Regions from separate parts of the Homo sapiens genome. Here region 2 is linked to region 1. Evidence: chromatin loops called from intact Hi-C (ENCODE). Cell type or tissue: pancreas. All regions are shown on one strand. Each heading gives the region's core, and the rest is flanking DNA. Links, peaks and the distances in the headings are about the cores only.

Evidence for each region. Peaks named below come from ENCODE experiments on the same cell type or tissue, not always from the same donor. Only the 100,000 strongest peaks of a DNase experiment are listed, where the experiment ranks them.
Region 2: a loop joins it to region 1, with 2.7 times the contacts of the local background. A loop is called at or near these places in 37 of 110 quality-filtered maps.

The regions. Positions count from the first base shown.
Region 1 is chr1:24,064,467-24,071,796 of GRCh38, forward strand. It overlaps MYOM3 (myomesin 3), which reads right to left. Exons shown (of 37, transcript NM_152372.4): 25 at 6,651-6,787; 26 at 3,757-3,901; 27 at 3,504-3,563; 28 at 2,555-2,622; 29 at 1,425-1,535. MYOM3-AS1 (MYOM3 antisense RNA 1) reads left to right here and starts at 2,296. Exons shown (of 3, transcript XR_001737930.2): 1 at 2,296-2,376. In pancreas, for the core only: no CTCF peak of the experiment used is centred there; a DNase peak (open chromatin) is centred at 2,635.
Region 2 is chr1:24,380,895-24,388,224 of GRCh38, forward strand. STPG1 (sperm tail PG-rich repeat containing 1) reads right to left here. Exons shown (of 9, transcript NM_001199013.2): 4 at 3,008-3,109. Among named protein-coding and RNA genes, the nearest start is that of STPG1, 29 kb to the right of the region's middle. RefSeq lists an enhancer at 3,626-3,675 and a silencer at 6,882-7,108. In pancreas, for the core only: a CTCF peak has its summit at 4,371; no DNase peak of the experiment used is centred there.

The DNA.
Region 1 (7,330 bases), core at 1,590-4,089:
ACATGACACAGTGAGCCTCACTTTGCAGAGCTTGTCTGGGCCTGGCCCACCTTTCACTCCCTGGGGGCTCCTGGATGGAGGGACCCCCACCACCTGCAGTTCCCCAGGAGGAAGCGTGTTTTCTCCTGCCCAGGACAAGGGGGCCCTTTTGGCCCATGTTTGTCAGCCCCAAATTAAGTCTGAACAAACACTCAGCAAAGTAAGAACTTGAGTTGTGCTTTCAAGGCAAGGTCCAGAGATCAGAAGTGACCTCTCATTACACAGCACCTTCCTTCAGCCCTCATCTCTCAATACTTCCCACCAGGACCATCTCCACACAGTGGGTTTGGGGCAGGATCCAAGACAGAGGCAGCTCTTAACCTGAGGATTGAGGTGCTGAGCCCCAAAAGTCCTCTCTTATGTCCTCACCATCCCAGGAAGTCTCCAAGTTCTCAGCCAAACCTAGGGTGGGTGACTGGAGTGGCTTCTGACCCCACCTTCTAGCCTTATGTCTTTGCATTGAAACACTCTGAGCCTCAGTTTACTCATCTGTAAAATCATGGCATCATCCTTGCCCTGCCTGTATGCTACAGCTGCTGTGGGGATCAAGGGAGGTAACTCTTAGGAGGCCAGAAAGTTTGCACCAATGGGACTGATGATTATAATAAAACTCTGTAACTTTGAAGCACCTACTGGTGCCACAGCCTGTCTGAGGAGCTTGCACAGTGGTGGCAAAGGCTGACTTGGCATCAGCCTGGCCAGGATTTGGGAGAAGACCTTGAAATCATTGTTTTCTTCCTAGTCAGCAAGGCTCTGTTTGCTCCAGTCCTCCTGGGCACCCAGTGAGGCCACAGACATCAGCAGCAGGGCAGAAAAAGGTTGACGTTTGAGAGCAAGCCTTGTGTTTCTCTCTTAACCAGGCCACGGTCCACCAAAGGCCATGGGGGAGGACTTGGGGGGAGAATTGAGCTCCAGGCCTGCTTTATTCTGCCCAGATCTGCCTCACATGGAGACATCCTTCCTGTCCCGACTCCTAGACTGTTGGGGCAGGAAGGAGGCGTTGAAAGAGCATCCCTTCCAACCCGCTCATGTTGCAGATGAAAGCTGAGGTCAGAGAGCGACGGGGGCTAGCCCAAGCCTGCACAGTCATTGGCAGGGCCAGTACTGGAGCTAAAGAAAAAAATCAGTAATACTGATTCTGTCTCTATTGAAAATTTGGGGGCTTTAATAGTTTTTTTGCATTAATTTTGATTTTTTAGAATATTGCATACAATATTATTTATCTTGATTACTGAGTTTTTTGGTGCCTCTTAAATTTTGTGCTCAGGGCCTCACTTGCATCAACCTAGCCTCGGCCCTGCCCTGACTCCCAGCCCAGAGCTCTTGGCCCTCCCTGGCTTGCAGCCAAAGGAGAAAGTGAGCCCTGAAGCTGGAGCCACACTTGCCTCTTCAATGCAGAGAAGTCCCGTTCCCGTCTCTGGGTCATACTGACCATCTGGCATCTCTGCCCTCTGGAAGAACCACTGAAAGCGAGTCTCCTTCTTGGTGTTGGTCACCTGGGGAAGGTGGGGAATGAGGAGACTCTGTCAGGCTTGTTTCTTTTTGAGTAAAAACACACCTGTGCACACTTTCAGGCATCTCAGTGGAGTCCTTTCACATACCATGTGTCTCCTCTGCTGGCCTCTGGACTCTGAATTCTTGCTAATGGTTTTCCCTCTGCCTCTTGATCCCTGCCTTACTCTATTTTTCTTGGAAATGTCCATGTGCTTCAGTTAAATGTCATCTCCTCCAGGAAGCCTTTTTTTTGAAGCATCCCATAGTCACCCCCTCCATCACGATTCATCAATGTCCTGCCCCATCCGGGTCAAGCATGAGGGATGCTGTTTTCCAATGGTCCTGCCTTGAACATGGGCTCCCAAGGCCCACAGAGACCACTTCATCATCTTTGTACGTTCAGTACCGTGCAGAGTGGCACAAAATAGATGCTCTGAGTTTACTGAATGAATATGCTTCTGGGAGAGCACCCACCCTCCCCTTCCCCAGTTATCTAAACAGGCTGAAGAGTGCTAAGAAGGACCTTAGGCTTTGGAATCAGATAGACTTGTTCAAACCTGGGCTCTCCCTCTTACCGTGTGGCCTTGAGCTATTTCTCCATTTGTTTTCTCATCTATGAAGTGAGGATAGTAATGCCTGTGTCACAGATGATTGTGAGGCGGATGAAATAATACTGTGAGTCTCTGAGCACAGGGTAATCATAAACACAGGGATACCCCTCAACATATAAACCCTCGTGGGCTCCTAGACCCCCTGACCCCTCAGAACCCCTTCTGGAGCCACTAGGATCTCGTTCAAGGCTGGTCCACCTCACACGAATCCTACCCCATGGGCGCTGGGAAGGTGGGTTTGCTTTTTGGGTTACGTGTGGTCTCCTCGGGGGTACTTTCTGTGTGTGCGATCAGCCAAGCACAGAGTATGGAATTTAGGGGGCCGGGTGGGCAGGGACAGCAACTGGGCTTGGGGACAAGCCACAGGTCCCCCTGCACTGGGCCTGGGGGCAGGGCAGGGCAGGACTTGCCTTGCACGTCAGCTGCACTTGGCAGTCCTCCGTGACCTTCCACTGCAACGGCCGCTCAAAATAGGGACCTGTGCGTGCAAAACAAATGTGCCCACTGTCAGAGAGCCAGGCTCAGCCAGGGTGCCACCTGTGTCCAGGCAGTGCTGGGGGGAGGGACAGCTAATGGCTATGGACTTCTCAGATGCTGCCTCTGCCAGGGCTGGGACTGGGGTGAGGCAGGGGCGGTGCTCAGAGCGCAAATTTCTTTCTTTCTTTCTTCCTTCCTTTCTTTCTTTCTTTCTTTCCTTCTTTCTTTCTTTCTTTCCTTCTTTCTTTCTTTCTTTCTTTCTTTCTTTCTTTCTTTCTTTCTTTCCTTCTTTCTTTCTTTTTCCTTCCTTCCTTCCTTCCTTCCTTCCTTCCTTCCTTCCTTCCTTCCTTCCTTCCTTTGTTTCCTTCCTTCTTTCTTTCTTTCTTTATTTTTGAGACAGAGTCTCGCTCTGTTGCCTAGGCTAGAGTGCAGTGGCGCAATCTCGGCTCACTGCAAGCTCCGCCTCCTGGTTTCAAGGATTCTTGTGGCTCAGCCTCCTGAGTAGCTGGAATTACAGGCGTGTGCCACCATGCTCGGCTAATTTTTGTATTTTTCATAGAGATAGGGTTTCACCATGTTGGCCAGGCTGGTCTTGAACTCCTGGCCTCAAGTGATCTGACCACCTTGGCCTCCCAAAGTGCTAGGATTACAGGTGTGGGGCACTGTGCCTGGCTTCAGGGTGCAAAATTTAAGAGGGCTCAGCTCTCACCCTCAGGTCAGGCAAGAGCTATTTTGATCTGGCACTGGGACAGAACTGGACTGAATGACAGTGGACCTCCCTTGGGGACCCAGCAGGGCTGGGGTTCCCATTAATCCGCAGTCCAGCATCTCTAGCACGAACCAGTGGCCAGGGATTTTGAACTTCACCCCAGCAGCTCTTACCCTGTTTTCTCTTCCAGTCCCTTCTCTTAGCATCTGCCTTCCTCAGAAGCTTGTCAAAATCTGTGAACACAGAGGGAGGAACTGGCATGAGCCGAGAGGAGTGTGGGTCTGGAGAGGGGACATGGGGTGGACAGAAGTCGAGGGGGCTGTGCTCAGCAGGCTGCAGAGCCGAGGACTCAGGGCTGCAGGGCAGGCCAGGTGTGCGGGGCAGGGCGGGGCAGGGCTGGGCGGGGCGAGGCTGGGCATGGCTGACCGTCATCCACCAGTGTCAAGGTAATCTGGTTTTTGGCTTTTCCATCTTGGAGTTGAGCGGTGTACGACCCTTTGTCCTCCTCAGACAAGTTCTGGATGATCACTTCCACCAGGCCCTTCTCTCGGTCAAAATTGATTTTGCGGTTCTGAAAAGGACAAACTCCAGAGTCCTTTTCCCTGTTCTGGGAACTTTGTTGTGGGGTACACATCAGAGTGTAGTGGGCTTGGGGGTGGTAAGCACAGAGCTGTCAGCCTTCAGAGACTGGGGCTGGCCGTTGGGTAACCCTCTGCTGCTCCCCCCACACCTAGTCCCCCGGGGTGCTTGAATAAGTTACAATTTTTTGTTGTTGTTTTTTTGAGACAGAGTCTCACTCTTGCCTAGGCTGGGGTGCAGTGGAGCGATCAGTTACAATTTAATAATAAGTCCCGAACCCCTGCTGTGCCATGATTTTGCCTATTTTCTTTTCTTTTTCTTTCTTTTTTTGTTTTTTGTTTTTTTCTTGAGACAGTGTCTCACTCCATCGCAGAGTCTCGCTCCATCACCCAGGCTGGAGTGCAGTGGCGCAATCTCGGCTCACTGCAGCTTCTGCCTCCCATGTTCAAGCAATTCTCCTGCCTCAGTCTCCTGAGTAGCTGGGATTACAAGCATGCGCCACCACACCCAGCTTATTTTTGTATTTTTAGTAGAGACTGGGTTTCACCATGTTGGCCAGGCTGGTCTCGAACTCCTGGCCTCAAGTGATCTGCCTGCCTCGGCCTCCCAAAGTGCTGGGATTACAGTCGTGAGCCATTGTGCCCAGCAGCTTATTTCCTACTTCTTTTAAAATAGGAAAAACCCCATTGGCGTGTGTAAAGGATAATGGAAAAAAAAATACTCGTGTACTTGCTACCCAGAATTAACACTCATTTACATTTTACCATATTCTAACAGTTTTTAAAATTTCATTTTCCTCATCTAGGTTCTTTCTTCCTCTGGCTTTATTTGTATGTATGATTTGGGGGAGTAATCTAATTTTGTTTTATTTTTCTATAGGGACAACTGATTGTCCCACCACTGAATACTAATGAGTCCAGACTTTGTAACACTTCCTTTACCATGTGGTAAGGTCATTGCACAAGCTTTATGCAGAACTTTCAAATCAGTTTTCTGATTTGCATCTTTTGATGCTGGGACAACCAGCCCCATTGCACAGATGGAGAAACACAGGCACAGACAGGTGAAGAGACCTGCCAAGGTCATATAACCCACAGCAGGTGGACATGAGACTCCTGTCAGAACTAGTGCCCTCTTTCTATAATACATGTTTTCTTTCTTCTTTTTTTTGTCATTGGACCTTTGATATATATATAACACATATTTTCTTCCTTTTTTCTTTTCTTTCTTTCTTTCTTTCTTTTTTTTTTTTGAGACAGAGTCTCACTTTATTGCCCAGGCTGGAGTACAGTGGCACGATTTTGGCTCACTGCAACCTCTGTCTCCCGGGTTCAAGCGATTCTCGTGCCTCAGCCTCCTGAGTAGCTGAGAGTACAGGTGCGCACCACCATGCCTGGCTAAGTTTTTGTATTTTTAGTAGAGATGGGGTTTCATCATGTTGGCCAGGCTGGTCTTGAACTCCTGACCTCAGGTGATTCGCCTGCCTCGGCCTCCCAATGTGCTGGGATTTCAGGCATGGGCACCCCGCCCAGCCACAACACGTATTTTCTAATGGCTGCTTTGCCATCTGGAGATGAAATTCACAAATAATATGAGATTGAGTCATGAATTTGAATCTCTCATGAGGTTGACATCGCCATGTCAGCAGTAAACAGTTGAATATTGACAAATCATGTGGTTCAATCTAATACAACCTATCTACAGATATGATTTACAAAATAATATACTCTAACCATAATATAAAGAAGAAATAAGTCGTTTAAAATAAAAATATTTCAATATATAGGTGCTTGGATATAACCTTAATTATGCTGCCCTGCTTTATAATGAATCGGTTTGACTTTAAGAGAAGAAAAGCAAAAAAATCAGAAGCTATTCTGTACAAAAGCAGGAAAATGAATGAGCATAGGTAAAGTAACCAGCAGAATAAAAATTCTCCATTCAGTGTATAGTAACATTGCACACTTTGGGAGGCTGAGGCAGGAGGATTGCCTGAGTTCAGGAGTTTGCAGCCTGGGCAACAAGGCAAAACCCTGTCTCTACAAAAAAAAAAAATATAAAAATTAGCTGGGCGTGGTGGTGTGTGACTGTGGTCCCAACTACTCGGGAGGCTGAGGTGGGAGGATCGCTTGAGTCTGGGAGGTTGAGGCTGCAATGAGCTGAGATCATGCCACTGCACTTTAGCCATGGTGACAAAGTGAGGTTCTGTCTCAAAAACAAACAAAAACAGAAAACAAAAAATAAAATTGTTTGGGAGACTGAGGCAGAAGGAGTACTTAAGGCCAGGAGTTCAAGACCAACCTGGTCAACATAGTGAGTCCCCATCTCTAATTAAAAAGATAAAAAAAGAAAAAAATTGTACAAAAATAGTTTGTATTTATACCTAAAACAGAGTTAGAGTCTAGCCTTGGATAATTATAGGCATGAACGCAGGTTTTTCATCTTAAGAATGTCTGGTGGGGTAATCAGAAGTTGTGGGGGGTGTGGGAATTCTTTGTTTGTGGGAATGTCCCTTGCACTGGCCAGCATGTAGTGTCCCTGCCAACCCCACCCCCAACACCAGCACTGGTACTAAGAGCCAAATGTTCCCATCCCGTCCTCATCACTGCAACAGCAAAAGCACACCGTCATTTCTGAAATGGCCACTAGGGGGAAGTACCAGCCCATGCGGAATCACCATCCCGCGAGGCCACCTCCCCGGCAGGGGAGCCTCACTTCAGGGATTGTGAGCACCCAATTACCGGCGAGCTGAAGATCTCCTTGTTGTTGAAGATTAGATGTAGCTCAGCGGCTGGAGATAACTTTTCTACTTCCAGCCAAAGCCGCACCTCCCCTCGCTCCAGGATGTCAATGTTCCAGCCGGAGATCAGTTTGATCACTGGGAGGCGCAGGACGGGAAGGGGGTGGGTTGGACCCCTTCTCCCTTTCCCGCTCCCTTCCAGCCCCACCTTGAGCACACCCTTGGCATCTGACATGCAAAACCTTTAGAGAACCTGAAGGAGACTGTACTGGGTGGGGCTCAGAGGAGGGTTTTCCGAATGCCCACTCTAGATTTAATTAATCTCAGCGAAGCGTTTCCTCTTCTAAGAGCTCTGGGGCTGCAGTTCTCAACCTGGCAGGGCATTGGATCCCAGACGACTTTCAAAAACCCTAGCATCTGGGCTCCACCCTCAGAGATTCTGATTTGTCTGGGGCATGGCCTAGGTATTGGGATTAGGAAAGGTGTCATCATGGTTCTGTTGTGTAGCCAAGTTTGTGACCTCCCCTGCTCTAGGGACTGTACACACTGTCCCTAGCCAATGGAGAGAAGCAGAGGTTTAGACGATCCCAAATCCTAATGACTAAAGAGCCAATAACAGTAATTATAAAAGAGGAAAACACCCACATTTCCCTTCCTCGCATCCCCTTTCCTGCTGCTCTT
Region 2 (7,330 bases), core at 3,242-5,741, 320 kb after region 1:
GGCTACATGCAGTGTGTAAGGATTTGCTGATGCTCCTAGAAGTAAGGTCACCCCAGCTTTGAACGTGCTTCATCTTTTTCATTCTGGCCAAGAGTTAACCAATACCTTTGGTGGGTTTTTGTGTTGAATCCTCAGGACAACCCTGAGCAGTGGATCTTATGATTATCTCTACTTTACAGATGAGGAAGCTGAACTTCCCCAGCTAATTCAGGCGGAGGACCAGCATTCCTACCCAAGCAGTCAGCCTCCACTACATGACATGGATCAGAGAGCCCATTCTAAAGGGGAAAGGGTTGAGCGACATGGCTCTGGGATAACAGCAAGCCCATTCAATCATAGACTCTTTTTTGGTTTAGAACACCTACAACTTACATTTTGAAAATGAAAAAACTTCTTCCCAAAAAAGTCCCAGTAGAGGCAATGTTTTATAAAGTATCGTAATAGAATTAGTCTCAGAATGTGGCTACAGTAACACTCACTCACCAACACTACACACCCCTTGGTTTACTTGCCAGGCCTGTGGCCTCCAATCTGGCCAAATGCCGGCATTTATGAACTTCTCTCCAGCACCTACTAACTTTTCTAGAGCCACTCCTGCCAGCATGCAAATACAGAGAGGCCATCAAACTCTCCACCCACCTGCCTCATACACTTCTCCTAGTCAGTCCTGTGGAAGATTCTGGAGCAAAGATTTGGAATATACTAATAAAGCTCTTTATATCATTCAGACTTAGAGAGATGACAGGTCTCTCAAAAGGTTGGGTGTAGTTGTTTCAACAGTCATGAGGAAGTTTCTAAAATTTATAGACCCACAGAGTTTTTTGGTCAGCCTCACCCATAATCACATTCCTACTGGTCATTCTGATCTTTCTCTGATGAGAGCTACTTTTAATTCCCTCTAAGTCTTGGGATGCAGAAGCGGAGGAGGTGCTAAAGGTGAAAGTTACTGAAAGAGGCGGTGGGGTGGGGGATATGAAATTCTCATCCAGTTCACACGGGAATGAGGTAAAACGCAGAGATCTCCTAATAGATCGCCATCGACCACTTCAGGCACCCATCCCCAGGTACAGGACCTTAAGTGCTTATACCTGAGTGTAACATAACTATAAATACAAATTCCCATATTTGTGAAAGGGAGGAGAGGGGGAAGCCTGAGCAGCTCAAAGTCTGCCTTCTTTAGGGTTTGGTTCTGAATTTTTTAAAGGCCTGAAAGGCGTGGCTAGGTTCTGTAACACTCAGCTCTTGCCTTGGGCCCCTTCTCCTCCAGATAGTCAGGCTTTTCATTTGGAAAGTTACCGCACGCAAAGCCTTGTAGACAACCAATCGTGTCCTCTGATTCAGTCTCTTTGTTGGCACCAAGAAGGAATGGGCAGTGCCATTATTTAGCAAAGAAGTTCTCGGAGAGAAAACCTAGGTGTTGCAGGAAGTATTGTTTGTGACTCAGGTGGTAACAATCATAATATTTAGCATGTTTATAATGCTTTGCTGTTTCAAAGAGCATTTCACTCATTGCAACGTTAATTTGCCCAGTGCCTCCAGGGAGTCTCCACTTTCATGAGGCAACTGGGACACAGAAGGGTGACGTGCTTGAGGTCACGTCAAGAATCCACAGCTGAGGCAGGATCAGGTCTGAAGTCTTGTCTTCTACACCAGGACTTCATGAGACGGCACTTCTTTTGAGCTTCTTTCCTAGCAGAGCTGGTGGCAGAAAAATAGGTAGAGGCATGGCTGTTCTGTGGACCTACTGAGGCCATGTACAAACTCAGCTTCTTCGGTAATGGGGAGTTAACTCCAAAGCTGGTCTGTTCCTTGAGTATCCGATTCTGCCAAATTCGAATTCCAATAAGATGTAGCTACATTTAGTGTGTCTTAAATGGTCCCTTTGTGTGGTTAAAAAAAAAAATCAATTCCAATGTCAGGCATCATAATACATCTGTGCAAGAAATTATTATAACTTTTAAAGGGACAAGATGGCATATGTTTGTTAATTTAATGTTAGAGTCTGGGCTTGCTTTCTTTTCACTTTTTTTTTTTTTGGACAGAGTCTGCCTCTGTCACCCAGGCTGGAGTGTGATGGTGAAATCATAGTTCACTGCAGCCTCAACCTCCTGGGCTCAAGTGATCCTCCCACCTCAGCCTCCCGAGTAGCTGGGACTATCGACACACATCACCACTCCTGGCTAATTTTTAAATTATTTTGTAGAGATGGGGTCTCACTATGTTGCCCGAGCTGGTCTTGAACTCCTGGGCTTAAGTGATCTTCCCGCATTGGCCTTCCGAAATGCTGGCATTATAGGCATGAGCCACCGTGCCTGTCCACTTTTCACTTTTCTTCCTCAGGTAGCCTTACCCTAGTTTGTATCTTTCCCCTTGCTGTATCTGTTTTTCTTGACCATTTATCTATTTTGCTGTATCTATTTTTCTTGACAATGTATAAACATTTTTAAGAAGCCTATCTTTGCCCAACTCTGGTCAGGGTCATTGGCAATTCATATAGCTACTTGATTGTTACAGCCCTCAACAAAAATTAAGTCCCATATCTTACGAAGAGAAGGAAAGGGGTGGGGCCAGTACTTTTCAGGCCCACTGCCGGCTTTCTTTTTAGTCCTATCAGATTTCTCAATAGTTTGACAACCAATTAGATTAAGCATTGTAAAAATCATATTACACCAAGATGTGTAAGAGTAACTATTTCCTGGCATGCCTAAACATCTCAGGAAAATACTTGCTTAGTGCACTCAGTGATAACAAAATTGGTTTGGAAGGATCAAGTTCTCAAGATTCCTCTGGCTTCTCTTCCCACCCTGGCAGTGGGTAGAGATGGGAAAAAGTTACTTAGAGACACAGGGTCCAATTTACTTGCATGAAATTTGAGGAGGCAGTTACTCTCCTAATTAGAACCATAGGCCTTTGGAGAGAAAGGACCAGATGTCCAATATATAATTATGCAATGAATGAAGGAAATTACTGACCAGTTAATGCTTTACTCAAGAGAAGTGGTTCTCACCATTGAGGGAAACATGCAAGTTCCTTTCTTGGACAATGAGACACTGTTGGACACCGGTGACTGGTGAATAACATTGTAGAACCCAGGTCCTGGGATATCATTCTGAAAGGGAAGAGAAGGTGGTGTCATCGAGATACTTCAATTCCATTGTGCTTTTCCACAGGCTTTACATCCATTAACACTAAGCCTTACTGTAATCCCACAGCACAGGCGCTACCACCACTTGGTGGGTGACAGCCTAGCTCCACCATTTCCTGACTTGCCCGATCTTCGTCTCAGTTACCAAGTGGTGGGGCTGGAATTCCAAGCCAGGCTAGACTCCCAAAGCCCTTGCTCTTTCCACTATGCCCTGCCGCATTCCAAAAGAACACAGTTGTTTTTTCAAGTCATTAGAGAAATGGGCCTAAAGTGGGACACTGAATGCGGCTGATGTGCAAGTCAGTGTGCAGTGATTGGGTAAGCCAGACCCACGGCAAGGGAAGGGTGAGCGATTTCATGTTCACCCCACCCCACCTGACTCAGCTTCCTCCTCAGCCTTTCAGAAGAGAAACCAGGGAGTGTTTCTGTTTATAAAGCAAAATGAAACAAAAACAACCTTCAACCCAAACCAGGCCATTTCTAACTCTCAGACAAAAAGAGGCAAGCTCTTGAGGCTCAAGTGCTGAATGATGCAGGCATGTGAGAGAGGAATAAGTGAGAGGTCACTTCCAAGTTCATTTCTGCTGCGGGAGCTCATCGGGCTTTCATTGCATTTCCCATGCTAGTTACCAGGGGGAAGTAAATGTTGACAGAAGTTGGCTGAGTGGTGTGAAATGCTAAGGATGCTCCACTGTGGCAAGAGGTTCCTGGGTACCTGCTTGGTGTCAGAAGCTTTTCAAAGTTGGTCTCATTTTCACCATCAGCCAGTGATGAAGGGATTACTGTCCCCCGTTGATAAATGGAGACACTAAGGCACGTGGAGATGAATTTGCCCAAGGTCCCGCTGCTGTAAGTGGCAGTACCTGACTTCAGTGCCAAGCGCACGGTGTGTGCTGTCTTGTTTACTCCTCACAACAAGCCTTTTACAGTGAGGTATGATCAGGGCTACTTTAAGGAAAGTGAGGCCCAGAGACACAGCTAGTAAGTGGCAAACCCCAGAGCTGAACCGAGACAGCCCGACTCCAGAGCTTGCTGTCTCCAATCTCTGCCACTCAGGCCTGTCCTGTCTCCACCATCCCTACTGCCTTCCTTAGGGTAGAAAGCCCAAGGTACCATCAGTGCCTTCCAGGACTTTCCAGTCTGGCTGGGCAGTGTGTAATTATGGTTTCATATAAGGGATAGGGTCAAAGTGCTGTTAACGGGTTCTTCTGTGCTGACTTTTAAATGCAGTGAGTCCTTTCACCCTTGCCCCATGGGAGGTGACGACAGGGGTGCTGATTCCTGCTTTAGGTGAGAATGATCCCCGGTGGACGGAAGAGGAACTGACTGCCATGGAGAGTGAGGCAGGCAGCAGGAGGCACTGTGGAGCCAGGTACTCCAGCACCCCAGGCCGAGAGCCCAGGAGAACCCTCGTGTTGTGGATGCAGATGCGAAGGGCTATGGGGAGACAAGGAAGAGATTTTTCTAGGCAACTGTTTTCAGGGCAAGCATCAATTTCTCGAGTGCTCATTTTGTGCCATGCACTGTTCTGAGGACTTTACATGTACTATTAGCTCACTTAATCTCCATTTTAAAGAAGTTGGGGCCAAAAGAGATAAGGCCCACATAACTAGTAAATGTCAGAGCCAGAACCGAGGCATTCTGACCACAGAGTCTGCTCTTAACCACGAAACCAAACTAATTCTCAAATGAGATTACATAGGATTAAAAAAATCCCCACCGGGTTATGAATCAGAAATTGTAGTCTCAGTGCTGCCACACGCTAAGTGATCTTGAGCAAGTCACCTCTCTGGGCTTCCTTATTTGTAAGTCCAAGGTGTTGGGCCTTGGGTGCTTTTGAGCTTCCAGAGTCCCTGAATCTAGGAAAGCTGACACAGGAAGTGTCACTGTGACTCTTCTAGGTTTAAATAGTAGATAGTGAAGACACACACCTCTAGCTCCCGGTTATCACCACACTCTGAACCTGACCATCAGTTTGCAAGAATTTTCTGAGCACTCATATGTGTCTGAGGAGCTAGGGGTTCCAGACAAAATGCAAGACCTAAATGCCGGCTCCATCCTACCTGCCCAGTTAAATTAGAATTTCAGATAAACTGCAGATGATGATTTTAGTATATCCCATGCAATATTTGGGACATACTTGTACTAACAGAGTTGCCATTTATCTGAAATTCTAATTTAACTGGACATCTCGTGTTTTCATTTGCTGAAGCTCACAACTTTCCTGGGCTTTAACACACTTTAATTCTGCCACTTTGCATACTGGCTTGAGTCCAAGGCAAATGGCAAGAAGGCTGTTACCACTTAGCCTGGAGGAATGGAGTGCTGCCTGTTTGTTCTTAGTGAGCAAAAAGAGAGTCCTCCAGGCAGCGGCAGCTGGAGCTGGCCAGCGGCAGCTTGTGAGGACAACTGTTAAAAATTCCAAAATGTTGCTGCTGGTGGCTTGAAGTTGGCCACGGTGGCAGTATTTATGTCACAAAAACGGGCAGATGCTACATCTCAGCACTTTTCTTCGAGGAGGGTAAATGGTGGTTGACCAGCACACCACCGCCTTCGTGCAACGCCCAAGTAGGTCTCTGGGAGGGAAATGTCAAGCGTTCTCCTGTGACTTCTAGAGGTGGGCGGATGCCACCCTCAGAGAGGCCTTTCGCCTGTGCAAAAACAGTTCCTGCGACTGACATTCTGTGACTTGGATGAATTTAGCCTCTCAGAGCAAATCCCAGAGAACGAGAATCCAAGTTGTGACTGGTGTGAACTTAGCCACTCCTTGGTTTCTTGGCAAAAACCAAATAAACAAACAAAACAAAAACATGTATGGGGAGGGAGAAGGGAAGAGAACTCGCATTTACTAGTGCTCTAGGGAAGCCCTACCCACTGTCTCCTTTGCTGCCTCTAAGTGTGAGGATTGAAGGGGTCAATACACATAAAGTGGGTGGAACAGCGCCGATGCGGCCCGCCATCATCATCATCACCATCACCATCACCACGCACGATGTTGCCTGCTACTGCCTCCATGGAGCCAGGACCCTCCCTTGGGAGTCACAAACCTTCAGAGTGGGACTGAGCAGCTTATTAGCAGCCTGTTGAAGTGCCCTGCGTGGGATGGGGGCAAAAATGCAATTTAGCGGACACTGATTGAAACCTACTGTGCATCAGGACCTGTGCCAAGGATGGAAGATACAGGCGCAACCTGTTAGCAGCTCACAGGGTTTAGGAATGGGAGGAAGGAGATGTATCACAACAGTGCTCATGGATGGATGTGTGGTCGTGACTCCATGGGAAATGCGCAGATTTGAGTTGGGGGCATTTGATCCATTTTTGAGGGGTTTGTGGGGTCTGGAAAGGACAGCAATGACCACTGCCCAAGGAGCTCCTAGGCAGGTGGTGGAGGTAAGACAGCACACACATTAACCTTGTGTCAAGGGCATAAGACGAGCTGTGGGAGGTGCCTCCACCTCGGGAAGATGCTGGGGAAACAGGGTCTGAGGACCAGGAGCTGCTACCTGGGTTCATCCTCACTCTGCCCAGCCTCCACTGCACCAGCTACTTCACCCTCTTTTCATCTCAGGATCATTATCTGAAAAGTATGGATAATGATGGGATTTAGCTCATGGGGTTATTATGGGGATTAAATGAGGTAATAAATGCAAAGGTCTTTGAGGGGTACCTGGCATGTCATGAGTGCCAGCCCAGTGTTTGCAGACCCCTTAGGAAGGGGTACTGGTGACTGATACAGAGAAGTCAGGCTTCACAGAGCAGGGAGGCAGGACAGACCCTACTGTGGGTCAGATATGCAGCTGAGGGCACACTTGGGGCAGCTGTCCCCTTGAACATGGTGACTTCTGCAAACTGAACCTCTTTCATTTAAACATCCCTGGTCTAGTGTCATATCAAGTTAATAAGTGAACAATATTAACTTTGTACGATTTCATCACAAATTAACCACTGGCTGGCTTCCCATTTGGGAGGGTAGATTTACTATGTAATGGTATTAACATATATTTTTAAATTGTGCCCATCTAGAGCACATGGTACCTATGTCCTACCTGTATTTATTTATTCAAGCCTGGAAGGGATGAGGTGTAGAACCATGAAATACTCATTCCTGGCAAGGGCTTACCTACCTATTACAACATCTTTATTTTTAGGATGAGGAAACAGAGAAGCAAAGACATTAAGTGGTGT